Regions from separate parts of the Homo sapiens genome. Here region 2 is linked to region 1. Evidence: chromatin loops called from intact Hi-C (ENCODE). Cell type or tissue: IMR-90. All regions are shown on one strand. Each heading gives the region's core, and the rest is flanking DNA. Links, peaks and the distances in the headings are about the cores only.

The links. Peaks named below come from ENCODE experiments on the same cell type or tissue, not always from the same donor. Only the 100,000 strongest peaks of a DNase experiment are listed, where the experiment ranks them.
Region 2: it touches region 1 in a loop (4-fold over the local background); 4 of 110 quality-filtered maps call a loop at or near these places.

Annotation. Positions count from the first base shown.
Region 1 is chr11:86,599,572-86,615,660 of GRCh38, forward strand. All of the region lies in intron 2 of ME3 (malic enzyme 3), which reads right to left. Among named protein-coding and RNA genes, the nearest start is that of ME3, 65 kb to the right of the region's middle. In IMR-90, for the core only: a CTCF peak has its summit at 8,993 (motif pointing left); DNase peaks (open chromatin) are centred at 7,820 and 9,010.
Region 2 is chr11:86,354,721-86,370,809 of GRCh38, forward strand. It overlaps LOC105369421 (a long non-coding RNA gene), which reads right to left. Exons shown (of 5, transcript XR_007062826.1): 3 at 5,494-5,607. Among named protein-coding and RNA genes, the nearest start is that of CCDC81, 12 kb to the right of the region's middle. RefSeq lists an enhancer at 1,929-2,463. In IMR-90, for the core only: a CTCF peak has its summit at 6,255 (motif pointing right); a DNase peak (open chromatin) is centred at 6,261.

The sequences.
Region 1 (16,089 bases), core at 5,535-13,534:
CAACATTCAGATTCAGGAAATACAGAGAACACCACAAAGATACTCCTTGAGAAGAACAACTCCAAGACACATGATTGTCAGATTCACCAAAGTTGAAATGAAGGAAAAAATGTTAAGGGCAGCCAGAGAGAAAGGCCAGGTTACCCACAAAGGGAAGCCCATCAGACTGACAGCGGATCTCTTGGCAGAAACTCTACAAGCCAGAAGAGAGTGGGGGCCAATATTCAACATTCTTAAAGAAAAGAATTTTCAACCCAGAATTTCATATCCAGCCAAACTAAGCTTCATAAGTGGAGAAATAAAATCCTTTACAGACAAGCAAATGCTGAGAGATTTTGTCACCACCAAGCCTGCCCTAAAAGAGCTCCTGAAGGAAGCACTAAACATGGAAAGGCACAACTGGTACCAGCCACTGCAAAATCATGCCAAAATGTAAAGACTATCAAGATTAGGAAGAAACTGCATCAACTAATGAGCAAAATAAATAACCAGCTAACATCATAATGACAGGATCAAATTCACACATAACAATATTAGCTTTAAATGTAAATGGACTAAATGCTCCAATTAAAAGACACAGACTGGCAAATTGGATAAAGAGTCAAGACCCATCAGTGTGCTGTATTCAGGAAACCCATCTCACGTGCAGAGACACACATAGGCTCAAAATAAAAGGATGGAGGAAGATCTATCAAGCAAATGGAAAACAAAAAAGGCAGGGGTTGCAATCCTAGTCTCTGATAAAACAGACTCTAAACCAACAAAGATCAAAAGAGACAAAGAAGGCCATTACATAATGGTGAAGGGATCAATTCAACAAGAAGAGCTAAATATCCTAAATATATATGCACCCAATACAGGAGCACCCAGATTCATAAAGCAAGTCCTGAGTGACCTACAAAGAGACTTAGACTCCCACACAATAATAATGGGAGACTTTAACACCCCACTGTCAACATTAGACAGATGAACGAGACAGAAAGTTAACAAGGATACCCAGGAATTGAACTCAGCTCTGCACCAAGCGGACCTAATAGACATCTACAGAACTCTCCACCCCAAATCAACAGAATATACATTTTTTTCAGCACTACACCACACCTATTCCAAAATTGACCACATAGTTGGAAGTAAAGCTCTCCTCAGCAAATGTAAAAGATCAGAAATTATAACAAACTGTCTCTCAGACCACAGTGCAATCAAACTAGAACTCAGGATTAAGAAACTCACTCAAAACCACTCAACTACATGGAAACTGAACAACCTGCTCCTGAATGACTACTGGGTACACAACGAAATGAAGGCAGAAATAAAGATGTTCTTTGAAACCAATGAGAACAAAGACACAACATACCAGAATCTCTGGGACACATTCAAAGCAGTGTGTAGAGGGAAATTTATAGCACTAAATGCCCACAAGAGAAAGCAGGAAAGATCCAAAATTGACACCCTAACATCACAATGAAAAGAACTAGAAAAGGAAGAGCAAACACATTCAAAAGCTAGCAGAAGGCAAGAAATAACTAAAATCAGAGCAGAACTGAAGGAAATAGAGACACAAAAAACCCTTCAAAAAATTAATGAATCCAGGAGCTGGTTTTTTGAAAGGATCAACAAAATTGATAGACTGCTAGCAAGACTAATAAAGAAAAAAAGAGAGAAGAATCAAATAGATGCAATAAAAAATGATAAAGGGGATATCACCACCAATCCCACAGAAATACAAACTACCATCAGAGGATACTACAAACACCTCTACGCAAATAAACTAGAAAAGGTAGAAGAAATGGATAAATTCCTGGACACATACACCCTCCCAAGACTAAACCAGGAAGAAGTTGAATCTCTGAATAGACCAATAACAGGCTCTGAAATTGTGGCAATAATCACTAGCTCACCAACCAAAAAGAGTCCAGGACCAGATGGATTCACAGCCGAATTCTACCAGAGGTACAAGGAGGAACTGGTACCATTCCTTCTGAAACTATTCCAATCAATAGAAAAAGAGAGAATCCTCCCTAACTCATTTTATGAGGCCAGCATCATCCTGATACCAAAGCCGGGCAGAGACACAACCAAAAAAGAGAATTTTAGACCGATATCCTTGATGAACATTGATGCAAAAATCCTCAATAAAATACTGGCAAAGTGAATCCAGCAGCACATCAAAAAGCTTATCCACCATGATCAAGTGGGCTTCATCCCTGGGATGCAAGGCTGGTTCAATATACACCAATAAATAAATGTAATCCAGCATATAAACAGAACCAAAGACAAAAACCACATGATTATCTCAATAGATGCAGAAAAGGCCTTTGACAAAATTCAACAACGCTTCATGCTAAAAACTCTCAATAAATTAGGTATTGATGGGACGTATCTCAAAATAATAAGAGCTATCTATGACAAACCCACAGCCAATATCATACTGAATGGGCAAAAACTGGAAGCATTCCCTTTGAAAACTGGCACAAGACAGGGATGCCCTCTCTCACCACTCCTATTCAACATAGTGTTGGAAGTTCTGGCCAGGGCAATTAGGCAGGAGAAGGAAATAAAGGGTATTCGGTTAGGAAAAGAGGAAGTCAAATTGTCCCTGTTTGCAGATGACATGATTGTATATCTAGAAAACCCCATTGTCTCAGCCCAAAATCTCCTTAAGCTGATAGGCAACTTCTGCAAAGTCTCAGGATACAAAATCAATGTACAAAAATCACAAGCATTCTTATACACCAATAACAGACAAACAGAGAGCCAAATCGTGAGTCAACTCCCATTCACAGTTGCTTCAAAGAGAATAAAATACTTATGAATCCAACTTACAAGGGACAAGAAGGACCTCTTCAAGGAGAACTACAAACCACTGCTCAATGAAATAAAAGAGGATACAAACAAATGGAAGAACATTCTATGCTCATGGGTAGGAAGAATCAATATCGTGAAAATGGCCATACTGCCCAAGGTAATTTATAGATTCAATGCCATCCCCATCAAGCTACCAATGACTTTCTTCAGAGAATTGGAAAAAACTACTTTAAAGTTCATATGGAACCAAAAAAGAGCCCGCATCAGTAAGTCAATCCTAAGCCAAAAGAACAAAGCTGGAGGCATCACACTACCTGACTTCAAACTATACTGCAAGGCTACAGTAACCAAAACAGCATGGGAACCAAAACAGAGATATAGACCAATGGAACAGAACAGAGCACTCAGAAATAACGCCACATATCTACAACTATCTGATCTTTGACAAACCTGAGAAAAACAAGCAATGGGGAAAGGATTCCCTATTTAATAAATGGTGCTGGGAAAACTGGCTAGCCATATGTAGAAAGCTGAAACTGGATCCTTTCCTTACACCTTATACAAAAATTAATTCAAGGTGGATTAAAGACTTAAACGTTAGACCTAAAACCATAAAAACCCTAGAAGAAAACCTAGGCATTACTTCAGGACATAGGCATGGGCAAGGACTTCATGTCTAAAACACCAAAAGCAATGGCAACAAAAGCTAAAATTGACAAGTGGTATCTAATTAAACTAAAGAGCTTCAGCACAGCAAAAGAAACTACCATCAGAGTGAACAGGCAGCCTACAAAATGGGAGAAAATTTTCGCAACCTACTCATCTGACAAAGGGCTAATATCCAGAATCTACAATGAACTCAAACAAATTTACAAGAAAAAAACAAACAACCCCATCAAAAAGTGGGCAAAGGATATGAACAGACACTTCTCAAAAGAAGACATTTATGCAGCCAAAAGACACATGAAAAAATGCTCATCATCACTAGCCATCAGAGAAATGCAAATCAAAACCACAATGAGATACCATCTCACACCAGTTAGAATGGCAATCATTAAAAAGTCAGGAAACAACAAGTGCTGGAGAGGATGTGGAGAAATAGGAACACTTTTACACGGTGGGACTGTAAACTAGTTCAACCCCTGTGGAAGACAGTGTGGCGATTCCTCAGGGATCTAGAACTAGAAATACCATTTGACCCAGCCATCCCATTACTGGGTATATACCCAAAGGACTATAAATCATGCTGCTATAAAGACACATGCATACATATGTTTATTGCGGCACTATTCACAATAGCAAAGACTTGGAACCAACCCAAATGTCCAACAATGATAGACTAGATTAAGAAAATGTGGCACATATACACCATGGAATACTATGCAGCCATAAAAAATGATGTGTTCATGTCCTTTGTAGGGGCATGGATGAAACTGGAAATCATCATTCTCAGTAAACTATCACAAGGACAAAAAACCAAGCACCGCATGTTCTCACTCATAGATGGGAATTGAACAATGAGAACACATGGACACAGGAAGGGGAAAATCACACTCTGGGGACTGTTGTGGGGTGGGGGGAGGGGGGAGGGATAGCATTAGGAGATATGCCTAATGCTAAATGATGAGTTAATGGGTGCAGCACACCAACGTGGCACATGTATACATATGTAAGTAACTGGCACATTGTGCACATGTACCCTAAAACTTAAAGTATAATAATAAAAAAAAAAGTTAAAAAAAAAAAGTTGTCAATAGATAGGAGTGTCTGGGTTGTGATAAGAAGTTGTAGAGACCAAAGTTTCATCATGCAGATGAAGCCTCCAGACTTCAGAGAGAACAGGCTGTAAATGTTTCTTATTAGGTTTAAGGTCTGTGTTGGTGTTAAAGCTGGAGGGGCAAAATGGGGCATGTCCAGCCCCCATTTCCTGTCGGGTCATGAACCAGTCTTTCAGGTTAAATTTTAGAATGCCCTGGTTAAGGAGGGAGTCCATTCAGATGGTTGTGGGGTGAGGTGGAGGGCTTCAAATTTTATTTTTGGTTTACACTACATAGGGTTGTCTCTTACAAGAAAAAAAAGAACAAAAAGATTCCCTCCATCCATATAACCATTGCTCCCTACATGTTATAACTGCTTGTTCTGTTGAGAAACAACTGAAAACTGGATAAAGGTAGAGAATTTATAAATGAAATACAGTAAACATAAATAAGCATATAAAATGATATAAATGTAAATAGCTTTACATAGGTTTATATCTATAACTCAATTTAGTCTTCTCAACAAATTAATGAGGCAGATATTATTATTTTCATTTTATAGATCAGGGAACTGAGGTATAGAAAGTGTGAGTAATTTGGGAGGCAGCTGACACAGTAGTTTGAGTAGACAAACTTCTAGGTTAGAAATTACGTCTTAATAGACAGTTAAGAAAATTATTAGTTACAGTAAGTTAAGTTGAATTAATCCATTGTATCTTATATGTTTTAATTTAAAATTAACCATTTTAAAGTGAATGATTTAATAACATTTAGTGCATTCACAATGGTTTCAATCACCACCTCTATCTAGTTCCAAAATATTTTTATTACCCTAAAAAGAAATGCACCACTCATTAAGCAGTTGCTCCCCATTTCTCCTATTCCCTAAGCTCTGAGCAATCACCAGTCTTTCTGTCTCTATAGATTTCACTATTCTGGATATTTCATACAAACGGAATCATAACGTATGTGAATTTTTATGTACAGCTTCTTTCACTTAACACAATGTTTTTGAGGTTCATCCATGTTGTATCATGTATCAGTACTTCATTGCTTTTTATGCCTGATTAATATTCTATTGTATATACATACTGCAAATTATTTATCCATTCATTTGCTGATAGTCAAGACCCCAGGCCTACTGTGCCAATATGATTTCCAACCTATGCCACCGGTTCCTCCTCAGGGCATCTGCACATGCTGTTCACAATTAGAAGGCTGGATGTGCTTCTGAGTCATGGGGACTTTGACTTAAGAACCTGTGACCAGGTATTGGTCCTGAAAAGCATTTTAGAGGTGTCATATTGAAAAAATTATTCTGGTTTTAGAAGACTTTTGCTGGGGGCTCAGCTTTGCCACCAAAAACTGCTTAATTTAGCATAAGGCCAGTCTGTTTGGACATTAGCTATCTCATGTATTCAGAGTGCCTTCTAGCCATGACAATCTATGACCTGGCATTTTCTGTATGAACAAGTATTTTTTGTTGAATTACATCGAAGTCAATGATCCTTAAAATAGTCATTAATCATTGAAGTTTTTTATTTTAGGCTCTGTTTAACGTTATTTAAAATCTTTGTAACAACCCTTTAAAATAGATTTTTTAAAAATCACACCCATTTTACAGATGGAATGGACAACTAACTTCCCTGAGTCATACAGTCAGAGGGGGAGGGTTAGAGCTCAAACCCAGACAGCCTCATTCCAAACACCAGTTTTTTTTCCACTTTAAACCCCTGCCTCCAGGACACTCTTTCAATTATTTTCTGTTCTCTAAGTTTGCCTACCCCCAACCTCACCCCAAGTCCCATGGGCCTCCCACAAGTGCCCAGAAAAATCTGACTATTTCTCCACTACAGCCATTTTCTAAAAGCTTCTGGAGGCTGTGTGCATCCCTTCTAGTGAAGTATCTGGGAGTTCACCCTGTGTTGCAGAGAGAAGACTCCACCCCTCCTCCCTCCCCAAAGCTACCACAGCTTACTTGAGAATAACAACAATATCATGTGACCCTTACATAGCAATGGTCAATTTATCCATTGATCTCTACTATATAATGGGATTGTGACAGCAATTTTGTAAGTTGGATGAGGATTAATTTTATAAATGAGAATACTGAGGCTCGGAGAGGTCACCTGTGATGGTCACATACCTGGCTCCATGTACACTATTTCCCTCCTGGGCCTTTGCCATACTGTGCTGAGCTGCAGTTGGGGAAATATCTCAGGGACGTGCCTCATCAGGGTAGTCTGTTGTGGACAGCAGAGAGATGGGTGCGTCTCTGGCCACTTAGAGCCACACACACAAGTGCCACTCAGAACACTGGCCCTGACCCTAAAGAATCAATTAGTGGTCTGCCTGCAGCGAAGCTGTTTTCAGGGCCCTTTTAGTGCTCTCACATTCCACCAGGTATCCCCCTTGGCCCCATGAGCTTGACAGTCTTCCAAAATATTTCTGACAACCCCAGTGAGTGATGTTCACCAGATGCTGATCAGGACTCATGTTCTTACATGGGCATAATGGGAAAATCCTTCATTGCATACTGGGAAGTGACCAATAGTCCATGGTGCTTATAACTCTCCCAGTACAGAAAAGTGGAGGAATTTCAGTGGAGGGATGTGGTGTCTTTGGTTGGTTGATTGGTATTGATTTAGATGTTATTTGTCTTGAAAATCTGGCTGTGGGTTAACTAATGCTTACCCTTCCTGTTTTAATCATTCCTACTTCTTTTTCTAATCCATGTGTCACCAGGAGAAACAAATGTAAATATGTGAGGTTGCTGTTTTCAGCAAATTCATTCAGGATTCAATGCCAAACTAGGCTTTTCCTGAAAACCAACAACAAGCACCAACAGGAGGAGATAGAGTTACATTTCTTGTAAACCAACAGCCTGATTTTCATTGACACATTGTGGGTTTTGTTATTGTTGTTGTTGTCACTGTTGTTGATCTGGATAGAGGTACAGGCTTATTTTCATAGCTGAGTTTATGACTAAGTGCAGCACTGCTTCCTGAAACAATTCCATCAACTTAACACATTCACAGCCATGAAGAAATCTACCAATCTGTTCTCTCCTCTGAGTGATCTTTCTAACTTGCAAATGTGATGGTGCTACTTCTTATTTGGGATATCCTGGCTGTAACTGGGATATTTCAGACATACTGGCGGGGCTGAACTTTAACTCCTCTCATCCTTCAATGTTCTCAGGCATGCAAAATTTTCCCTAACCCCTTTCTCCCTCCCTTTTCCCACCATACTCATTGGTGGTCATTTCTTCCTCTCTGATTCATAGCCCCATATACATACAATGAGTTGAGAGGCATAGTTTTTTTTTTTTTTTTTTTTTAAACTTCAGGGGAAAATATCCAAATAGAGCCTGGTGAATATCATCAGAAAAAAGGCAAACTAGGAGAGTAAGTCCTTCCTGTAAAGTCTTGCAGAATCTTAGAGTGGGAGGGGACTTAAGAGGGAAGGTACTTCCCACTCCCTTCTGCAATCTCTTTGATAGATGGTTTTTGTTGTTTTTTTTCAGCTTCCAATAGATCACATCTAGAGATAGGGAAGTCGGTGTTTTTTTTAAAAGAAATATATATATATATATATTATATACACATATTTTACATTGAGCAAAAGTTGATCTCGCAGTGAACTCTCTTATACGTCCTTGGTCGGACTCTGGAGCCATGCAGAATACGCCTACTCCCCGTTCGACATGATAGACCTTCAGATATTGGGGGGGCACTTATCTGCCTTTTGACCTTCAGAAACAGAATGGGGCCCTGGAATCATTCTTTCTGGCATGTTGGGACACAGATCATGCCATGTCTCCCCTGGGTGCCAGAAGTACCTATGAGGTATTTCCCACATGCTTGGCACCAGGCTACTGTTTGGGGAGAAAGTAAATACATTTTATTTCAGAATTGATTAATTTAAACATAAGCAGCATACTCCTTAATATAAGGTTACAATGCAAAAGAAACCAAAAAACAAAGCCAGAAAAATCCAGAAGGTAATTCTTAGAGAGACAGGGAAGGTTCCAAACATTTTTAAATGGATCTAGCAGATTAAAGTTCAGCTGCAGCTCATTATTTATGAAATGTTATTCCTGTTTCTTGCAGAGGGAGAAAGAAGCAGCCAAGAAATACTGCCGTGTACCTCTTGAGTCCACGCACGCTTGCTTAATTTAGAAAAAATTACTAGGAGGGGCCACTATGGGGAGCTGGAGACCACTCTGTAATGAAGCCCATTTCTACTAAAACAAAGTATGCATGAGATGGAAGCAATCTGGGCAATGTTGAATCGATTCGGGGAAATGATCCCAGGATTTTTCTCTGAGGATGCACTCTCAATAGTGGATAGTGATGTTTTCAGGTGTAATTTAAATGCCGTTTTGCTCAGTCAGAGCAATGGACTCAAATTCCCTCTCAGCTCCCTCTAGAGGTTAAAGTGTGCAGCTGCTGGCAGAACTTGTGGGCTTGGAAACCTGCCCATGTCCAGAGGGCAGTCAAGATGAATACAAGGAGTTATCGGTTCTTTCTGTTAATTAGAGCAAAATCTGTTGGTTGAAAAAATTAAAAATAAAGTAAAACTTTACTATTCTCTAAATACAGTAAGGCTGAGATGAAATACATTGTGAATATGCATTCATATAGAAGAGGTAGTAACTGGTATATCAGATAATTAACTGGTATATAAGATAATTCACTGGTAAGTCTTGGTGCAATGAAGAAAGTAAAAATTCCATAATGACTTCCCAGATATACTTACTTCTAAAAAGGCACGTATTTTTTTGGATAATGGATAACAATTGACATGATCGTGATTATAGCCACCAATGATTGAGCTCTTATGTGTCAGGCACTGTGTAAACACTTTACTGGCATTTTTCTCATGTAATCTTCATAAATCCCTTTTAGATAGATTCTATAGTTAGCACCATTTTACAGACCAGGAAGCAAGAACTTAGAGAAGTTAAATCCTTCATACAAGGTCATGCAGCTGACATGTAGTGATGCCTGGATTTGAACTCAGGTTTATTCTCTTAAACACAATAAAATAGTGCTTTCTCATCAGAGGTGCAGGACTCAGCAAGATTAATGAGTAGTCCCAGGTACCCAAGTAGTAAGTGGTGCCATTAATGTGTGGTTGATTGACAGTGTATATACAGTGCCTGGTCCATCATGAATATTCAGTGAAAACCAAGTCCCTTACCCTCTGAAATGACCATGATTCTGACTACATGTGTCCTGAGTATGTCTTCCAGAGCAGAAAAAGCTCTGGGAGATAGCCTGTGCCATTTAATCTTTGCATCCTGTCACCTAGACCTGTACACTGCCTATACTGGGTGCCAAATGAATATTTGCTAAATGAATCAGTGAATGATTGAATTAGGCCTGTCTTCAAGGAGCTTACAATCTGCTATGAATCATAAGTGTGCATATATGTATGCATGCACACACACACACCCCTAACCAAACCCTAGTATACTAGTCAGAAGTGAGTTAAAACATACTGAAGAATATATATCAGCAATGCTGCACTCTTAAGCCAGAAAACTTGCCCATGTTTACAAAGACATGTACAAGAATATTGATTACAAAATTGTAATAGCAAAAAATTGGGAACAACTTAAATGTTCTTCGACATAGGCATGGAGAAGTAAGTTTCAGTTTACTGATGTGATGGAATGCTAAATAAATGGTCTAAAACCAAATGTATAAAATGGATAACTCTAGAAACACAGTAAGCAAAATTATATATAAATATAATGATAATAATAGCTAACACTTACTCAACACATTATGCACCAGGCATTTCTTTATGCGCTCTGCATTTGTTAACCCATTTAGTCCTCACAACCCTTCAAGGGTATAAACTATCATCAGACCCATCCTAGAAGTCAGGAAGTTGAGGAAGGCTACATACATTTCATATAATGTCTAACATGTTTAAACATATGCCAAAAGGCTATACTTTAAGAATGCCTCCATGTGTAGTAGAAGTGTAAAAACATGCAAGGGAATCATTAAACACCAAATTTATGACAGTGATTACATTAGGGGTGATGAAAGGAACATGACCAGAGAGATGAATAGAGGGGGCAGCAGATGTATTTATAATGTTTCATTTAAAAAACTAGATGATTGGTATATGGATATTTTTCATATTATCGTTATATTTTTTCCTGTGTCTGAAATACTTTATAATAAAGTGATCTGCAAGCAGAAACTAAATACCTTGAGACCTCAAAGGAAAGAACCATTACTCCTGATATTTCATGGAGAAAGGGGCATTTAAGTTGAGCCTAGATATTATGGGGAGGATAGTGCTAAAAATTTAGCAAATGTGGAAATCAGTGCATATGCCATGGGAGTGATGCCGTGCACAAAGGTAGAAGGTGCAGCAGCAGGAGATTCCACTTTCCATTCCAAGGCCCCTGGGAAGCCCAGCCTGAGCGACTCACATCCCTTGCTGCTCAGGGTGGCTGTGCATGCATGAATCTATTGGCACCCTGTAGTTCTCTTTTGGGCTGTGGGGTTGGGGGGTGGCTCTTGTCTTCTACTCAAAGGCAGATTGCTGCAATAGGGGGTGGCGGGGGGGCAGGGTCTGTGCTCACAAGCATGAACAATAACTGACAGAGTATTTGCTTTTGAGCTTTGGGAGAAACAATGAGGACTTGTTGCAACTCAAGACCCAGTCAGTGACTGGCTGACAACAAATAGGTGATAAGTGTTTTGCTGAACAAAACAGCACCAACTGTTGGCCAGAAAAGCCAGGCACAGTGGACGATGGCAGACAATCCAGTTGTCAGGCAGCTGTAGCACTGGGGTCTGGACAGTCTCAAACTCCAGATATCACTTCAAGCCAACCTGACTTCCTAGACAGCGTTCTGAATTTGGGTCTCAACCTCATATATATGTGAATATTATTTAGCCCTAAAGAGTGAGAGAAATCTTGCCATTTGCCAAAACATGGATGAACCTGGAGGACATTAAGTTAAGTGAAATAAACCAGACATAGAAAGACAAATGCTGCATGATCTCAGTTACTTGAGGAATATAAACAAGTTGAACTCATAACAGAAAATAGAATTGTGGTTGCCAGGGCCCGGGGTGTGGGGAAATGGGGAGATGTTGGTCAAAGGGTATAAATTTTTAATTATGAATAAAGCCTCTCCTTACAGCAGACACTTGTAAACAAAAAGAGAAAAAAAGGTGAGTAAGTTCTGAAGATCTAATGTACAGTATGGTGACTATAGTTAATAAGAATTGTATACTTGAAATTTTCTAAGAGAGTAGATCTTAAGTGTTCTCAACACAAAAAAAGGTGGGTAACTATGTGAGGTGATAGATATGTTAATTCGCGTGATTGTGGTCATCATCTCACAATGTATGTATATATATTATATATATCAAATCATCACATTGTACATCTTAAATATATACAATTTCTATTTGTCAAATATAACTCAATAAAGTGGGGGGGGGGGGAAGAAAAATGAATATCTGATTAGTGCTGTATTCAAAGGAGGGCTTTTCCTTATCATGCAATGGGAAGACTCTAGAAGTTAAGTCTGAAAACAGGGCCTTGATTGTTGGCTCTTACTATGGGTCTAGATGTTTGATCTTAGGCAATCTACTCAGCCACTCTAAACCTCAGTTTTCTCATCTGTAAAATGGGGGTATTAATAGCTACCATCTGAAAAAGTTGCTGAGAGGAACAAAGACAATACACCAATATCAACCATTTATTGGATATGCATTATGTGCCTAGTTCTATGCTCAGCACTTTGGTTTACTCTTTTTTTATTTTTAATTTTTATTTCTTCTAAAAAGAATGAGATACATGTGCAGAACATGCAGGTTTGTTACATAGGTAGACATGTGCCATGGTGGTTTGCTGCACCTATTGACCCATCCTCTAAGTTACCTTCCCTTGCCCCCCAACCCCCAACAGGACCTGGTGTGTGTTTTTCCTCTCTGTATCCATGTGTTCTAATTTTTCAACTCCCACTTATGAGTGAGAACATGTGGTGTTTGGTTTTCTGTTCCTGTGTTAGTTTGCTGAGGATGATAGCTTCCAGCTTCATCCACGTCCCTGCAAAGGACATGATCTCATTCCTTTTTATAGCCACATAGTATTCCATAGTGTGTATGTACCACATTTTCTTTATCCAGTCTATCATTGATGACCATTTGGGTTGGTTCTATGTCTTTGCTATTGTAAATAGTGCTGTAATAAACATATGTGTGCATGTGTCTTTATAGGAGAATGATTTATATTCCTTTGGGTATATATCCAGTAATGGGATTGCTGGGTCAAATGGTATTTCTGGTTCTAGATCCTTGAGGAACCGCCATACTGTCTTCCACAATGGTTGAACTAATTTACATCCCCACCAACAGTGTAAAAGTCTTCCTATTTCTCCACAGCCTCACAACCATCTATTGTTTCCAGACTTTTTAATAATTGCCATTCTGACTGGTGCGAGATGGTATCTCATTGTGGTTTTGATTTACATTTCTCTGATGATCAGTGATGTTTAGCTTTTTTTCATATGATTGTTGGCCATGTAAATGTCTTCTTTTGAGAAGTGTCTGTTCATATCCTTTGCCCACTTTTTGATGTGGTTGTTTTTTTCTTGTAAATTTGTTTAAATTCCTTGTAAATTCTGGATATTAGACCTTTGTCAGATGGATAGATTGCAAAAATCTTCTCCCATTCTGTAGATTGCCTGTTCACTCTGATGCTAGTTTCTTTTGCTGTGCAGAAGCTCTTTAGTTTAATTAGATCCCATTTGTCAATTTTAGCTTATGTTGCAATTGCTTTTGGTGTTTTAGTCATGAAGTCTTTGCCCATGCTTATGTCCTGAATGGTATTGTCTAGATTTTCTTCTAGGGTTTTTATGGTTTTGGGTTTTACATTTAAGTCTTTACTCCATCTTGAGTTAATTTTTGTAAGGTGAAAGGAAGGGGTCCAGTTTCAGTTTTCTGCATATGGCTAGCCAGTTTTCCCAGCACCGTTTACTAAATAGGAGACCCTTTCCCCATTGCTTATTTTTTCAGGTTTGTCGAAGATCAGATGGTTGTAGATGTGTGGTGTTATTTCTGAAGTCTCTGTTCTGTTCCATTGATCTATGTGTCCCTTTATGTTAAAAACTCTCAATAAACTAGGTATTGATGGAACATATCTCAAAATAATAAGAGCTATTTATGACAAACCCACAGCCAATATCATACTGAATGGGCAAAAGTTGGAAGCATTCCCTTTGAAAACTGGTACAAGACAAGGATGCCCTCTCTCACCACTACTTTTCAACATAGTATTGGAAGTTCCGACCAGGGCATCAGGCAAGAGAAAGAAATAAAGCATATTCAAATAAGAAGAGAGGAAGTCAAATTGTCTCTATCTGCAGATGACATGATTTTATATTTAGAAAACCCCATCATCTCCGCCCCAAAACTCCTTAAACTTATAAGCAACTTCAGCAAAGTCTCAGGATACAAAATCAATGTGCAAAAATCACAACCATTTCTTTACACCAACAATAGACAGCAGAGAGCCAAATCATGAATGAACTCCCAGTCACCATTGCTACAAAGAGAATAAAATACCTAGGAATACAGCTAACAAGGGATGTGAAGGACCTTTTCAAGGAGAACTACAAACCACTGCTCAAGGAAATAAGAGAGGATACAAACAAATGGACAAACGTTCCATCCTCATGGGTAGGAAGAATCAATATCGTGAAAATGGTCATACTGCCTAAAGTAATTCATGGATTCAATGCTATACCCATCAAACTACCATTGATATTCTTCCTAGAATTAGAAAAAAATCTACTTTAAATTTCATATGGAACCAACAGAGAGCCTGTATAGTCAAGACAATCCTAAGCAAAAAGAACAAAGCTGGTGACATCACCCTACCTGACTTTAAACTATACTACAAGGCTACAGCAACCAAAACAGCATGGTACTGGTACCAAAACAGACATTTGCTCAGCACTTTGAATCAGAATCTCACATCATCTTCCCAGGACCTCTAAGAAAGAACTGGAGAAGACAGAGCTTAAATGATTTGCCCCAGTCACTTATTGCCTCAGCTAACAGACTGTGGAGCTGGCATTCAAACTCATGTCTGGCTGATTCCAAAGACTATTACAACACTGGAGACTGCAAAGCACTTTAAGATTGTATTTTCACCACTTATGTAGAAATTATAAACTCATTTCAGCCAGTTAAAACGTCCACTCTTGAATTGATCTGATTTGGAGTTAACTTAAACCCAAAATACACAGGATGGATTTTGCCTTTGCTGTGAGTCCAGAACCCCTCTTTGCTCCATCTGAGCAGACTGAGGACCTGTTTTCCTTTCTGTCTGGGCTCTCAATGGATCAAACAGACACCAACCCCTTCTCAAAGCAGGCATAACCTTCTCTGAGGGACCCAGGTCTCCAAATTCCCAGGGTGGTGCCTTATCTTCGACCTCAATTCCTTGTCTTCTCAGCTTTTTAGCAACAGGCACCAACCAGGTGCCTATGGATTTTTTTTCATAGTCTCTCAAAGCTAAGTCCTCAAACCTCAAATATTCACTTGATTTGCCAAACACTTCCCTGAGTTAAGTGTTGTGGAAATTAAGCTTTTCAATATCTTCTCTATATCTCTCTAGCCTATAAAGAGGTCCAGCCACTTCTCTGATACTGGTATTATTTTTCACATTGTATTGCATATTAAGAGCTTGGTACTCCCAGCTCCATACCACTTACCACTTCCAATACATTAATGAGCTTTTTGATAAAATGTACTAAATACTAAACCATGTCAGATGTGGCCATGAGACGACTTTTAGGGTTTTTGGCCATAAGAATACACACATTCTGGCGGAACCAAATCGTTTTTTTAAAAAATATCACGGAGTATGAAAAACCAAGAGCTATAGCCTTTGGCTTGAGGTCCTTTTGGACATTTTTTTTTACTTTCAGAAATCAAAACAGGAATTTATGAACTATTCTTCCATCGGTACAAATCTTAGTGAGCTTCTAGCCACATCCGGACCCTACACATATTTTTTCAAGGCCACAATTTGAGAAGCTGTAGCCTCTGGATAATTGGAATTATGGAATTTTTGAGTTGGAGGTTACCCAAGAAATCATCTAGTACAGGATTCTGAAACTTCTGGTAAGTAAGGATTAACTATTCAATCATGAATGGCACTTTACATACATTAACTTATTTTGTCCTCCCCCAATTCTCATAAAGTACATTCTAGTATTATTCCCATTTTATGGATGAAGAAATGGAGAAACAGAGAATTAAGTTACCTGTCCAAGACTCAACATCAGGTAGTAACACTCCACTTAACCACATCTTTATACTGCATCTTGATCAAGGTAGAAATACAGGCCTCAAGGTGGGATGACTTATCAAGATCACAGAGCTAATAAGAGTTCACCTCTGTCTGAGTCTGCACCTTGCTTTCAGAAAGCTATTGAGGAAGTACTTCATTACTATTTACCCCATACACATGGGGG
Region 2 (16,089 bases), core at 2,821-10,820, 250 kb before region 1:
TCATTTCTTTGTGTTAGGAACATTCCAATTTCACTCTTTCAGATATTTTAAAATATACAATAAATTGTTGACTGTAGTTACCCTGTTTTGCTATCAAATACAGATCTTATTCATTCTTTACCTGTTTTTTGTACTCGTTAACCATCCCCACCTTCTTTCTGCTCAGTTTTGCTGTGAACCTAAAACTGCTCTTAAAAATAGTCTGTTAAAAAAAAAAGAAAAGGAAAGAAGGACCTTCGTGGTGAAACAACTGGACCATTGGGCTTTTATCAGGTTTTTTCAGTCATGTAAAAGTAGCTTTGCATCCATTGACAGATGAATGAATAAACAAAATGTAGTATATACATACAATGAAATTATCATTCAGTCTTAAAAAGGAAGGAATTTCTGACACATGTACAACACATAAGATACACAAATAAAATTAAAATCACTTTACGAAGTAATTATGCTATTTTTTAATTGATGTTTTTCCTAGAGAACTTGGAAGGCCTTTGATTATTTTTATTGGCTTTTACATTTATTTCACAAAAATTCAAAAACCTTTTTAGCATTTGAATTGTGAAGTACAATTATGTGTACATTTAAAAGTAAAATAGCATTTTATAATTTTTAACTGCCATTAATTACTGTTTTATGCCTGTGCTTTTGTGAGTTTCTCAGTCACATTGTTACAGTAGGTGGCTAGTCAGGCATGAGCAGGTCAGGAGAGGGCGTCGCCTGACCAAGCATGTCAGGCAACCACGAGCTGATGGTCAAGGGGTTATTAACTGTCTCTCTGAAATAATAATTGGTCACAGCCAGCACCAGGGAAAGTCAGTCTCCCTATAGATAGAAAAAAACTGAAAATGGTGATCAGTAGCTTCCCAGTAGGATCTCAGGAGTTGGGCAAACGGGCTCAAGTATGTGCACTGAGAGGTGAAATGGCAGGGTTTAACTGGTATATGACCTTCTGGGGGCATTCCATCAGTAAAGGGAAGAAAGCCTCAGGTGAGCATGCATACAGCTCCAATATGCACACTGCGCATTCTCACCTCCCAAGTGCTGGCAGGCCACTGTGTATGCAGGCAACCCACCCCAAGGGAAGAATCAGGGGAGAGGGGATGCAAGACCCTGAACGTATGCCAGCATATAAAACCCCAAGTCAAAAGGTCCTTCCTTCAAGTTGCCCATTTGGCCCTCTGCCAAGTGTACTTTCCTTTCTTTTGTTCTTGCTCTAAAGCTTTGTAATAAGCTTCCACTCCTGCTCTAAAACTTGCCTTGGTTTCTCCTTCTACTTCATGCCCCTCAGTCAAATTCTTTCTTCTGAGGAGGCAAGAGCTGAGGTTGCTGCAGACCTGTATGGATTCGTCACTGTAACAAAATGGTTTGCTTATGTGATAATGATTATTCTCAATAATGACAAGCCCAAATGACAACTGACTATTTTGTCACAACTGATTATTTGTTTGTTTTTGAGATGGGGTCTTGCTCTGTTGTCCAGGCTGGAGTGCAGTCATGCAATCTCAGCTCACTGCAACTTCCGCCTCCCAGGTTCAAGGGATTCTCCTGCCTCAGCCTCCCAAGTAGCTGGGATTACAGGTGTGTGCTACCACGCCCAACTAATTTTTGTTGTATTAGTAGAGACAGGGTTTCAACATGTTGGCCAGGCTGGTCTCAAACTCCTGACCTTAAGTGATCCACTTGCCTCAGCCTCCCAAAGTGCTGGGATTACAGGCATGAGCCACTGTGCCTGGCCACAACTGATTATTTTGTTAGAGCCTGACCCAGAGAATCCATTACCAGTTTTAGTTCTGTAGGTTTTTTCTTTAATCTCCTCTTTTCAAGAACTTCATCAAATACCTAATTGAGCACTGAGGTTCAGTCCCAACAAATGTTTGATGCTGTCAGAGGCATGTGAACCACAGCAACTCCATCTTAAATAGGAACTAGGCAAAGTGGGGCTGCATTCCCAGATGGTTAAGGCATTCTTAGTCCCAGGATGAGATAGGAGGTCAGCACAAGATACAGGTCATAAAGACCTTGCTGATAAAATAGGTTGCACTAAAGAAGCTTGCTAAAACCCACCAAAACCAAGATGGCAATGAGAGTCACCTCTGGTTGTCCTCACTGCTGCAATCCCACCAGTACCATGACAATGTCATGCCATGGCAACATCAGGAAGTTACCATATATGGTCTAAAAATGGGAGGCATGGATAATCCACCCCTTGTTTAGCATATCATCAAGAAATAACCATAAAAATGGGCAACCAGCAGCCCTCAGGGCTGCTCTGTCTGTGGAGCAGAGATTCTTTTATTCCTTTACTTTCCTCATAAACTTGCTTTCACTTTATGGGCTCGCCTTGAATTCTTTCTTGTGGGAGATCCAAGAACCCTCTCTTGGGGTCTGGATCCAGACCCCTTTCCTGTAATAATACCCTTGTAAACCAAAAATAAAATTCTAAGCCACTCAGCTTACTGAATGGACTCCTTTTGGCCAAGGGGATCCCAAATAAAAAACTTGTTAAGGCCATGATGGGAAGTGGAGGTTGAGGCCAGACATGCTTTGTTATGCCCTCCTCCCTTTGGAGTTAAGGCACAACTGACCAGCATTAACATTAAAACAGAAATCATAAGATTGATAAAACAGACTGTTGTTAGTAATAAGATACCCAACTCCAGCCTGACTCTGGTATAACATCACATGACAGCGGCCCTAAAGGAAATCAAAGTATTTTATCCCAAAATATATTTCTTTGACGTATTTTGGAATGGCCCTGCAAAGCTGTCTCCTGTGGGGGAAATTTGCATTCTTTAGAGAATCCCCTTCTCTTTACAAGTCTTTTCCTAATCCAGGAGAGATTTAATACCTTTTAAGGTCTGACAGACATTTATTATCTATTCTCCCAGAAGCCTGTTACTTACAGGCTTCATCTACATAACAAGAACCTTGGCTTCCAGGTGGTGAGGTAGCTCGTGCTTGTAATCCCAGCACTTTGGGAGGCCAAAGCAGGTTGATCACGAGGTCAGGAGCTCAAGACCAGCCTGGCCAACATAGTGAAACCCTGTCTCTACTAAAAAATACAAAAATTAGCCAGGCATGGTGGTGTGTGCCTGTAGTTCCAGCTACTTGGGAGGCTGAGGCAGGAGAATCGCTTGAACCTGGGAGGCGGAGGTTACAGTGAGCCGAGATTGCACCACTGCATGCCAGCTTGGGCAACAGAGAGAGACTTTGTCTCAAAATAAATAAATAAATAAATAAATAAAATAAAAAGAACCTTGGCTTCCACAACCCCCCTTATCTTAAGCATTTCTTTATGTCGACTTCCATTTCTCAAGCAAAGCTTAATCCTTTTAATCGTCAATCAGAAAATCTTTGAATGCATCTATGACCTGGAAGAACTCCTCCACCCACATCCCCCACTCTCTGCTTCAAGATATCCTGCCTTTTATACCTTACATGTATTGATTTATGTCTTTGCCTATAACTTCTGTCTCTCTAAAATGTATAAAACCAAGCTATAATCCAACCACCTTGGGCACATGTTCTCAGGACCTCCTGAGGCTGTGTCACAGGCCATGACACTCATATTTGGCTTAGAATAAACCACGTCAAATATTTCACAGAGTTGGACTTTTTTTTTGCTAACACCCTCAAGCCTCAAATAACAAAAGCAGTCCAATAAAGCATTGAAGTGAGGACCAGTTGTTACAGGAGAGGGGTCCCAATCCAGACCCCAAGAGAGGGTTCTTGGATATCATGCAAGAAAGAATTCAGGGCGAGTCCACAGTGCAAAGTAAAAGCAAGTTTATTAAGAAAATAAAGTGGTGAAAGAACAGCTACTCCATTGATAAGAGTAGGACGTTCCTGAAAGTCAGAAGAGGAATGCGTCCACCCTAGGTACAATGCTTGTATATACGGGGAGATGTGCTCTGCTACAAGGGTTTGTGATAAAGGATTAATTTTCTTAATTACTATATTTTGCAAGAATTGATACTATTATCTTTAAAGCAAAATCAGGAATGCCTTTCTTCTCCAGATATCAGGATATCTGGACACTCCCAAGTCTGGGTCTGTTTAGGAAACATTATTAATTTGTTCCCTTAACCGTAAACATTTAGAGGCTAGGAATGCCTCATTTTCTGAGAATGCAGCCCAGCAAGTCCCAGTCTTATTTTCCTAGCCCTCACTCAAAATGGAGTCACTCTGGTTCAAACGCCTCTGACACAGTGACTGAGTATGCCCTTGGGTATGCCCTACTTATTTTCTAGTGTCAACTCTTTCGTTGACAGTTTCTCTGTATTTCTGAGAAAGGGATATCCCAGGGAGTCAGAAAGGGAATCAGCCTTACAATCTCTCCAGCTACTGACACTTCTCCTCTATAGTGAGCCACAGTGAGGGGGAGGCCAGTCAGCAGCCATATGGAGTGGGGTTCTGCTTCCCTGATCCAAATAGGTTGTTTTCTCTGTGTACAAACTAGACCTTTATAGAGCTTCAAGCTGTTCTTTACTAAAGAGTCAAGTGAACATTCCTGAGTCACTTGGAGTCCATAGGCAGAGATCAGGCATTCAGCTTTTGGTCTAGTCTCTCCCCACCTCTAAGCAAGAGGAAGGCAGAACCTCACCTCATAAGCCATCAGATGACAGGCTATCTCAGGAGCAATTCTCCGTTTCTTTTACACAAACCACCCTTTAGCCCTCCGAATAAAGTTTCAGCCCCTAGTTTCTTTTGCATTTCATAGATTTTCTTGCTTAATATAGCCACTGGATGTACACATGTATTCTTTCTGCTTTTTTGTCTCCATTTGTCTCTTCAGGGAGAGAGATTCTGTAAAGACTGAAGAACAGGGGGAGTCCACTGAGTGCTTTCCAGCTGCAGCTGGTTTCCCCCTAAAGTACCACAAATCAATGTGCCATTATGAGGATTAATTGAGGATTAATTTTCGTTCCATCACTCTGCAATCTAATCTACATTAGAAACATCTAATCTTCCTATTGACATTTGTCCTTTCCTTTTTCTGGTTTCCATTTCAAAGGACCCTCACATTAACGGCACATGGCTCTACTTAAGCAACCTGGTTAACTAAAGCTAGGATTTAAATGTTTCTCTTTAATCCTCAAGTTTATTCTCTGATAATGGGGTGGAGGGGTGGATAGTCTCCTTTTATGCCACCACACTAGTTGGATATTTAGTGGTTTTATAAACTTGTAAGCAGACAAGGCCACAGATATTGATTTGGACTAACTGAAGCAGAAGGAAATTATTGGAAGACTGTTGGGATGCTCAGAGTGATGGGAGCTAGGACAATCAGACCTGGAAATGGGCAGGAATCAAGAGGGATCTGGGGGATTGGCCATTAGGAACCCAGGCAATTTTCTTAAAGCAAGATAGTGAAAAGTGCATACCATCCCTGTGGAAATAACTTCCACATTTTCCTGCTGTCTGCCTGTCAACAGCTCAACAGTCTGAGCCCCAGAAAGAGCATCTGATGACTGATATTGGGTCACATACCTGGCCCCTGGTCCTGCAGAGTCAAGGAGGGCAAGGATCTGTTTCCTTCGGCTTTGGTAATGGAATGTAGTCACCAGGAATGGCAGCCCCACTAAGATTACACACAATGTAGATCTGTGAATTCCAAAAGGAAATGTGGAGGCTCTTAGGGCAGCCAAAACAAAACAAATGCCAACCAGAACTGTTTTTTTCTTTTGAGGTGGAATCTAGCTCTGTCACCCAGGCTGGAGTGCAATGGCACGATCTCGGCTCACCACAACCTCCGCCTCCTGGGTTCAAGCCATTCTCCTGCCTTAGCCTCCCAAGTAGCTGGGACTACAGGCACACGCCACCACGCCAGGCTAATTTTTGTAGTTTTAGTAGAGACAGGGTTTCACCATGCTGGCCAGGCTGGACTCAAACTCCTGACTTCAAGTTATCCACCTGCCTCAGCCTCCCGAAGTGCTGGGATTACAGGCGTGAGCCACTGTGCCTGGCCAGAACTGTGTTTTCAGTGGGCCAGTTGAAATGTAGGAGAAAGAAATTGAGAAATAAGGATGGAAGGAAACAGGGAGAAGGGTGGTAGAAAATGGAAGTGAGCAAGAAAGCAGAAAACATTCACTCAAGAAAAACTGTTCTTTGGCAATAGGTACATCTCTATGCAAGTCAGTGTGGCTTTTTTCCTCTAACATGATTTTAAAAGCTCTCTGAAAGCTCAGAAAACAGAAAACACATCTTGGTGACCTAGAAGTATAGTCATCTTCTTTCACCACCAGATGGTGCTTTATGTATAGAATGGAGGACAAGGATCCTGAGGACATTCCCAAACACTTGCATATTTAGGAAGCTCTTTTACTTAACAGTGATTCAAGAAATATTGGGGAAATGCAAGCCCAGATGAGGGACGCCTAACCTAGCTATACAGATAGGCAGGGGAGGGCGTCCTTAACCACAGTTGAGGCTTGCACCCAAGGACAGGATAGAGATTGGGAGGGGAATTCCAATTTAAGAAAGAACCACCAGAAGTAGAGAGGCTTAAGAAAGCACATTGCCTTCTAGGAATCACAGGTTGTAGGCTGGGAATGGACAGTATTTCAGGTGGAGGAAATAGAATGAACAAAGGTGTGAAAAATGTACAAACAGATTTGGATTTAACTATGGTTATTCAATTGTTTAGCTTATTATTGGGATTGTCTCAATTCTGCATCATATGACCTGACCTTGGAAAAGCGGGCCATCTGTTTAGGGTAACAACTATGATTCTATCCCTCAGAATACTCAGTTTTCCTTAGCCAGTCCTTGCTCTTTAGCTTCCCCATTTTCTTGTCCTTTTCTGTGCTAGAGGTGTATTGAAACTGATGCATTGCAAAACTGGTATTACATTAAATACACTGAACCTCAGATGCTTATGGAACACTTACACTATTTATACAGAAGAATAAGCAAAAGTGTCCAGGCACGGGGGCTCATGCCTGTAATCTCAGCGCTTTGGGAGGCCGAGGCGGGTGGATCATGTGAGGTCAGGAGTCTGAGACCAACCTGGCCAACATGGTGAAACCCAGTCTCTACTAAAAATACAAAAATTAGCAGGCTGTGATGGCAGGTGCCTGTAATCTCAGCTACTCGGGAGGCTGAGGCAGGGGAATGGCTTGAACCCAGGAGATGAAGGTTGCAGGGAGCCAAGTTTGTGCCACTGCACTCCAGCCTGGGCAACACGGTGAGACTCCATCTCAAAAAAAAAAAAAAAAAAAAAACCAAAAAAAAAGAATAAGCAAAAGCTCCTACCCTATAACACTGATGCATTCTGTTTGCATTTTATTCCATGATTTACACAATAATTATATATTGTATCCTTATGATATGTCAGATACTGTGTTGGCACTTTACATATATCTCACTTAATCCTTAATACCATCTGGAAATAATAAACATTTTATGGATGGTGAAACAGAGACACAGAGAAATCGAATAGCCTGCTCAGGGTTTCCAGAATAGCAAAATTAAAGGCCTAGGGTTTAGTTTTCCACTAAAGATTCTCATGGCTGGCTTCTTCACGTCATTCAGGTCTCTGCTCAAATGTAATCTTAGAGAAGCTACATTAATCCATCTGAAATAGACACCTCACTGTGCATCCAATTGTCCTGCCTTATTTTTCTTTGTAACATTATTATATTATTTATATTTGTATTGTCTGTATCTCCTCCTAGACTATGATCTCTGTTAGGACAAGCTCTTGGTTGTGTTTGCTGCTTATTACCACACTACCCAGACCAGAGCCTGGCACATAATAAGGAGCTCAACAAATTTTTGTTAAGAATAATTGACTCTTAGACCCAAACTCTTAGCCACTATGCTATATTTTGTCCCTAGATGGGATTAAGAAGGTTTACATTTTGAATATCCTGATACCAAAGAGCATGCTGCACAAAGCCTGTGCATGGAATGTGCCAAATAGTATGTAAACTGCGCCAGACGCGGTGGCTCACGCCTGTAATCCCAGCACTCTGGGAAGCCGAGGCGGGCGGATCACAAGGTCAGGAGAGTGAGACCATGCTCGCTAACTCGGTGAAACCCCATCTCTACTAAAAAAAATACAAAAACTTAGCCGGGCGTGGTAGCGGGCGCCTGTGGTCCCAGCTACTTGGGAGGCTGAGGCAGGAGAATGGTGTGAACCCGGGAGGCGTAGCTTGCAGTGAGCCGAGATCGTGCCACTGTACTCCAGCCTGGGTGACAGAGCGAGACTCTGTCTAGAAAAAAAAAAAAAAAAAAAAAAAAAAAAAAAAATATATATATATATATATATATAGAGAGAGAGAGAGAGAGAGAGAGAGAGAGAGAGTATGTAAACTGCCACTCTATACTCTTAAAATTCGAGTTTAATTTACACACAGTAAAATAAATAAATCTTAAGTATGTATGTATTTTTACAAATGCATACACTTTTGTAACCACCAATCATATCAAGATACAGAACATTTTTTAGCCTCCAAGGAAGCTCTCTTGTAGTAACTCCCAGTCAATACTCTACTTTGCAGAGATAAATATTCTGACTTCTATCAAATAGGTTAGTTTCTGGGTCTTAAGCTTCACATAAATGCAGTCATACAGTTTGTACTCTTATGTCTCTCTTCTTTTGCTCACCATAATATTTTGGAGATTTATCTATGTTCTGTATATCAGTGGTAGTTTATTTTTTTATTGTTGTGTTATATTCCATTGTATGAATAAATAACAATTTGTTTATACATTCACCTGCTAGTGGATGTTTAGGCTGTTGCCAAGTTTTGGTTATTAAGTATAAAGCTGCTTTAAATATTGTTGTAAAAGTTTTTACAGACATATGTACTTCATATGTTATTTTAGGGGGTATATAATTAGGAACAGAATTGCTGCATCATAAGGTAGATGTTTGTTTATCTTTCTTTTCTGAAGAGTGCCTGTTCAAGTGTTTTGCCCATTTAAAAAGCTTTCTTATTGATCCGTAGAGTTATTTATGTATATAATCCTTTAACAGATATAAGTATTGCAAATATATTCTCCTACTTTGTAATTGCCTATTCAATTTCCTGCTAATGTATTTTGATAATAGAGGTTCTCAATTTTAATGAAGTCAAATTTATCAATTTTGTCTCTTAAGGTTAGAGCTTTTTCTGTCATGTTTAAGAAATCATTGTCTACCCCAAAGTTATGAAGTTATTCTGTTTTCTTCTAAAGCTTTCTGTTTCAGATTTCACATTAGAGAATATGATCCACCTTGAATTAAGTTTTGGATTTGTTGTGAGTTAGAGTTTATTTTCTTTCCCATATGGATATACAGTTGTTGAAGTACCATTTAATAAAAACACTATCATTTCCCCATTGAATTGTAGTAACACCTTTGTTATAAACTAAATGATGTATATGTAGAGGGTATTTCTGGACTCTGTTTTGTTACATTGGCCTATTTGCCTCTCCTTGCACCAATACCACCTTGTCTTAATTACTGCCGCTTTATAGTTAGTCTCGAAATCTGATAGTAAAGTTTTCAACTTTATTCTTCTGAAAGATTATTCTTGGCTATTTTAGGTTCTTTGCATTTCCATATAATTTAAGATTTATCCTGTTGATGTCGACCAAATATTTTATGTGGGTTTTTATAGGTTGGGTTTGCATTGAATCTACTTATCAAATTGGGGGAAATTGACATCTTATCAATTTTGAGTCTTTTGATTCATGCACATGATATAGCTCTTCATTTATTTAGGTCACTTTTAATTTCTCTCAGGAATATTTTGTAGTTTTCACTATTAGCCTTGTGGAACTCTTCTTAAATTTGTTCCTAAATATTTGATTTTTTAATGTTACTATAAATTACATTTTAGAATATTTCATTTTCTGATCATTTCTTGATAGTATATAGAAATATACTTGGTTTTCATGTGCTGACTTCGTATCCAGAGAGCTTGCTAAATTAATTCTAATAGTTTGTATAGTTTCAGATTTTCTGTCTTCACAATCATGTAATACATAAATGAAGACAGTTTTACTTTTTGTTTTTGATCTTTATACCTTCTATTTCTCTTTCTTGTCTTGTAGAACTCTCTTGGGCCTACAGCATAATGATGAATAACAGCTGTGGTAGTAAAGATCCCCATCTTATTCTTGACTCTGGGGAGAAAATGTTAACCATTGATAATGACACAGCTACGGGGTTTTATTACTAGATAACCCTTTGAGATTAAGGATGTTTTATTCAATTTCTCCTTTGTTGAGGATTTTTTTCTAAAATCATCAATGCATGTTCAGTTTTATCAAATATATTTTCTTCACCTATTAAGATGATTTTATTCTGCCCCTTCTTCCCATATTATTCTGTTAATGTGGTGAATTATAATGACAGAATTTTTAAATGTTAAATCAACCTTTTATTCCTGGAGTACATCCTTCTTTGTTATGGTATGTTATTATTTTTTTATATTCCTGGATCCCATTTATTGATTTTTGTTTTGTTTTGTTTTGTTTTGAGACAGGGTCTTGCTCTGTCACCCAGGCTGGAGTGCAGTGGTGTGATCATAGCTCACTGTAACCTCATACTCCTGGGCTCAACTGATCCTCCCACATCAGCCTCCTGAGTAGCTGGGCCTACAGATGCATGCCACCAATGTAAACACATTTTTTAGAGACAGGATCTCACTATGTTGCCCAGGCTGGTCTCAAACTCATGGGCTCAAGTAATCCTCTCACTTTTGACTTCCCAAAGTGCTGGGATTACAAGCATAAGCCACTACACCCTGCCAATTTATCGATATTTTGTTACGATTTTTATATCTATGTTCAAGAGAGATTCTAGACTATAAATTTCCTTACTTGTACTGTCATATTTTGGTATCAATGTTTTGCCAGTCTTAAAAAGTGAGTTCAGACATGTCTCTTCTTTTTTAATTGTCTGGAATAGTTTGTGTAAATCCAGTATTATTTGTTCTTGAATTATTTGTAAGAATTTAGCATTAAAGCCATATAAACCTGGCATTTCTTTGCAGGAAAGTTATTTTTTTTAAACAAACATATGGAAGTAATTTGCTTTGTTTATGTCAGCACAAACTTAGTCATTTTCCACATACACCCTCCCAAGACTAAACCAGGAAGAAGTTGAACCCCTGAAAAGACCAATAACAGGCTCTGAAATTGAGGCAATAATTAATAGCTTACCAACCAAAAAAAGTCCGGGACCAGATGGATTAATAGCCGAATTCTACTAGAGGTACAAAGAGGAGCTGGTACCATTCCTTCTGAAACTATTCCAAGCAATAGAAAAAGAGGGAATCCTCCCTAACTCATTTTATGAGGCCAGCATCATCCTGATACCAAAGCCAGGCAGAGACACAACAAAAAAGAGAATTTTAGACCAGTATCCCTGAGGAACATCAATGCAAAAATCCTCATTAAAATACTGGCAAACCGAATCCAGCAGCACATCAAAAAGCTTATCCACCATGATCAAGTTGGCTTCATCCCTGGGTTGCAAGGCTGGTTCAACATACACAAATCAATAAACGTAATCCATCATATAAACAGAACCAAAGACAAAAACCACATGATTATCTCAATAGATGCAGAAAAGGCCTTTGACAAAATTCAACAACCCTTCATGTTAAAAACTCCAATAAACTTGATATTGATGGGACGTTATCTCAAAATAGTAAGAGCTATTTATGACAAACCCACAGCCAATATCATACTGAATGGGCAAAAACTGGAAGCATTCCCTTTGAAAACTGGCACAAGACAGGGATGCCCTCTCTCACCACTCCTACTCAGCATAGTGTTGGAAATTCTGGCCAGGGCAATCAGGCAGGACAAAGAAATAAAGGGTATTCAATTAGGAAAAGATGAAGTCAAATTGTCCCTGTTTGCAGTTGACACTGCATATTTAGAAAACCCCATCGTCTCAGCCCAAAATTTCCTTAAGCTGATAAGCAACTTCAGCAAAATCTCAGGATAGAAAATGTGCAAAAATCACAAGCATTCCTATACATCAATAACAGACAAACAGAGAGCCAAATTATGAGTGAACTCCCATTCACAATTGCTTCAAAGAGAATAAAATACCTAGGAATCCAACTTACAAGAGATGTGAAGGACCTCTTCAAGGAGAACTACAAACCACTGCTCAACGAAATAAAAGAGGACACAAGCAAATGGAAGAACATTCCATGCTCATGGGTATGAAGAATCAATATCATGAAAATGGCCATACTGCCCAAGATAATTTATAGATTCAATGCCCTATTTAATAAATAAGGTTAATAAAAGTCAATAAATTGACTTTTATGTACCTATGTGTCATTTCCATTGTATTTATCCTATTTGGGACTTGCTAAGCTTCTTGAAGATTTTGTTAATACTTTTCATCAATTTGGAAAATTATCAGCCATTTTTCTCAAATGATTACTTCTTATTCTGTCTTCTCTTCCTGGAACTTCATATATTTCACATTTCTTACTGTGTGAGGTTCTTTTTACCTTCTTCCTTTTTGAGGTTCAATTTGGATAATTTCATTAAGTTCATTCTTCTTGACATATGTTGTTTTCTGTCTACTGTTAAAATCCTCAAGTAAGTTCTTTACTTTTTAGTCAACTTATGAATTAACTAAATTTTATTTAAGTTTGCATTTATTAAGCTTTTAAGTTTGCTTTCCTAGAATTCTGGGTTTCTTCTTAAAAAAAAAATCCTCATCAGGATACATACAATAAGCTGCACCCATTTAGAGTGCACACTTTGATGAATTTTGACAGCTGTAGACTCCTGTGAAATCACTACCACATTCAAGATACAGAATATATCCATTACACCCCAAAATATTTCCCATGCCCCCTTTGCAGTTCATTTCTCCTTCTGATCCTGGCCCCAGCCAATCACTGATTTGCTGGACTCACTATAAATTAGTTTGCATTTTCTACAATTTATATAAATGAAACCACACAGTATGTATTCTTTGTGTCTTGTTTTTATCAGCCAGCATGATGATTCTGAGGTTCATCCATGTTATTACCTATGTCAGTAGTTCACTCCTTTTTATTACTAAGTAGTGTTACTTTGTATAGATATACTACGACTTGTTTATCCATTTTCCATTTGATGGACACATGGGCTGTTTTACATTTTTGGCTACTGTGAATAAGGCTGCTATGAATATTTGCATTTAACACTTTGTGTGAACACATATTTTTTATTTCTATAGGTTGAATGCTTAGAACTAGGATGGCTGGTCATATGGTAGGTGTATGTTTAACTTTATAAGAAACTGCCAGTTTTTTGAACTACTTTACATTCACACCTTGAGAGTATAAGCTCCAATTGTTCCACATCTTCACTAACATTTGGTATTATCAGTCTTTTTAATTGTAGCCATCCTAATGTAGTGTTGTCTCATTGTAGTTTTAATATGTGTTTTCCTAATGACTAACCATGTTGCAAACCTTTCCATCTCCTTACTGACCATTTATACATCTGCTTTTGTAAAATGTATGTTCAAATATTTTGTCCATTAAAGAAATTGAATTATCTTCTTATTATTGAGCTTTGGGAGATTTTAAAAATACATTTTATATACCAGTTGTCAGGTATTGGTAGTGTGAATATTTTCTACTATTCTGTGACTTTTCATTTCTTAATGATGCCTTTAAAGAGCAAAAGTTTTGAATTTTGATAAAGTCCAACTTATCAAGTTTTTAACTTTTATGATTAATGCTTTTTATCTTAAATATTTGCTTAACCTCAAGATCACAAGATTTTTCTTTTATGTTTTATTCTAGAACTTTTATGTCTTTTACTTTTAGATTTAGGTCTATGAACTATTTTAAGTTAATTTTTGTATATTGTGTGAAGTGAATTGGCTGACCAACTTACCATACATTGCCTAAAGTCACTTATTTTACAATTTTTCAAAATTTATTTATCAGTAGTCTCCATTTTAAAAAATAGTCAAGGTATTCTTTTGTTTATAGAATATACATTTGGTTTTGCCTATGTAAAGTGGTATAATCTTATGGTAAAATGGGGCAAGAATCTGCAGGTTTAGAATTTTTGGAAGCCAAAGAGCTTTTTTTCCTATTTTTACTTTTATCATTATTTCTTTAAGTTTACTGGGATATACTCTGTTAACATTTACAGTCATTATTACTATTTTAACAACAAACAGGCTCAGAAATATTAAGATTTTATTCAGTTATAAACACAAGCCTATTTATGTTAATACTAGACTTGAGCTCAGATTTCCAAATGCCAAATTCCTCACTTTAGCTTAAGTGAAATAGAAAAAAGGTGCAAAATGCTTATAAGAGGTGTAGGTCAGATGAGTACAGCTTAAATATTAACTTTCTCTTCTAATCATAAATAGATAATGTTATATACACGGGTATTATTATCATATTTATTATTTATTGAGACAACATCTATTAAACATAAGAAAGCCCTATTGTATGACTTTTATTCTGCAAAGAGTCCAGGTAGAATAACAATAGTGTGTTAACTCCTACTTGAAATGGTCTATTTTCAAATAGTCTGAATTGATGAGTTTTCTATATTTTTTCTTTGGGAGATCATTCCACAGCTTAATGTCAAGGTAATCTCATTTATCACCTTAGCTAATTTACTTTTTTTCATTTGTATTGTAAGAAAATGAATGCATCTTTGCAGTTTCATCTGTCAAAAGCTTCTAAATGGCTGTCACTCAACCACATTAATCATTCTGTAGCCAGCCTTCCTGTGGTTATCCTTTTAGTTATTTGGTAGCTTTCCCCTATCTCTCTGAGAAATTTCTCTGATTAGTTGTTATCTGACATATGGATTACTTATAACATGTAATGAAATTCAAACTTCTTTTTAATGTAATACAGAAGAATATAGTGGTGATTAGGTCATTCTCTTATTCAAGGCCTTCAGGAACTATCCACACCTTCCAAATACAATTCAAGCTTCTTTGTTTAGCATTCAGGCCAATCATCCCAGTTAGAAGCAGACATAGTTTGAATATCTGTCCCTGCCAAATCTCACATTGAATTGTAATCCCCGTGTTGAAGGTGGGGCCTGGCAGAGAGCGTTTGGATCATGGGGGTGGATCCGTCATAGCTTGGTGCCATCCTCACGGTAGTGAATGAGTTCTTGCGAAATCTGGTTGTTTAAGTGTGTGGCACCTTCCCCCACCCACTCTCTCTCTTGCTCCTGCTTTCGCCATGTGATAAGCCTACTCTTGCTTTGCCTTCCACTATGAGTAAAAGCTCCCTGAGGCGTCCCCAGAAGCTGGGCAGATGCCAGCACCATGCTTGTACAGCCTGCAGAAACATGAGCCAATTAAACCTCTTTTTAAAATAAATTACCCAGTCTCAGGTATTTCTTTATAGCCATGCAAGAATGGCCTAACAGAGATATAATCTTCCTCCCCTTGAATTCCCATTACACTGTCTTCATGCCTCAAACATGACATTTAACATATGCTACGGTTTGATGTCCCCTCCAAACCTCATGCTGAAATTTGATCCTGGCCCAATATTGGAGATGAGGCTTAATGGGAGGTGTTTTGGTCATGGGGGCGAAACCCATGAATAGAGATATATGACCTCCCTCGGTAGGGAGTGAGTGCTCACTCTATTAATTCCTCAGAGCTGGCTGTTAAAAAGAGCCTGGCATCTCCCTTACCCGTCTTTTGTTTCCTCTGTCACCAAGTGATCTCTGCACAGCTGGCTCCCCTTTGCCTTGGCCTTTTGCCATGAATGGAAGCAGCCTGAGGCCTCCACCAGATGCAGATACCCAATCTTGAACCTTCCAGCCATTCTTAACTGTGAACCAAATAAATATGTTTTCTTTATAAATTACTCAGTCTCTCCGGTAGTCCTTTACAACAACACAAAACAGACTAAGATAAATCTTTACAATACAGTTGCAGTGCACAAATACATAATTTATGTGAATTCAAGTCTAAGTAAAACTTAAAGAGAATACTTTAAATTGAAATACTTTAGTTTTATCTACCAGTTCTGTATCATTCAGGTTCAATCAGAGAAGCAGAACCTGTAAGAGTGATAGAAAATATAAAATTTATTATGAGCACTAGCCCTTACATAGTTGTAAGAGCTGGTT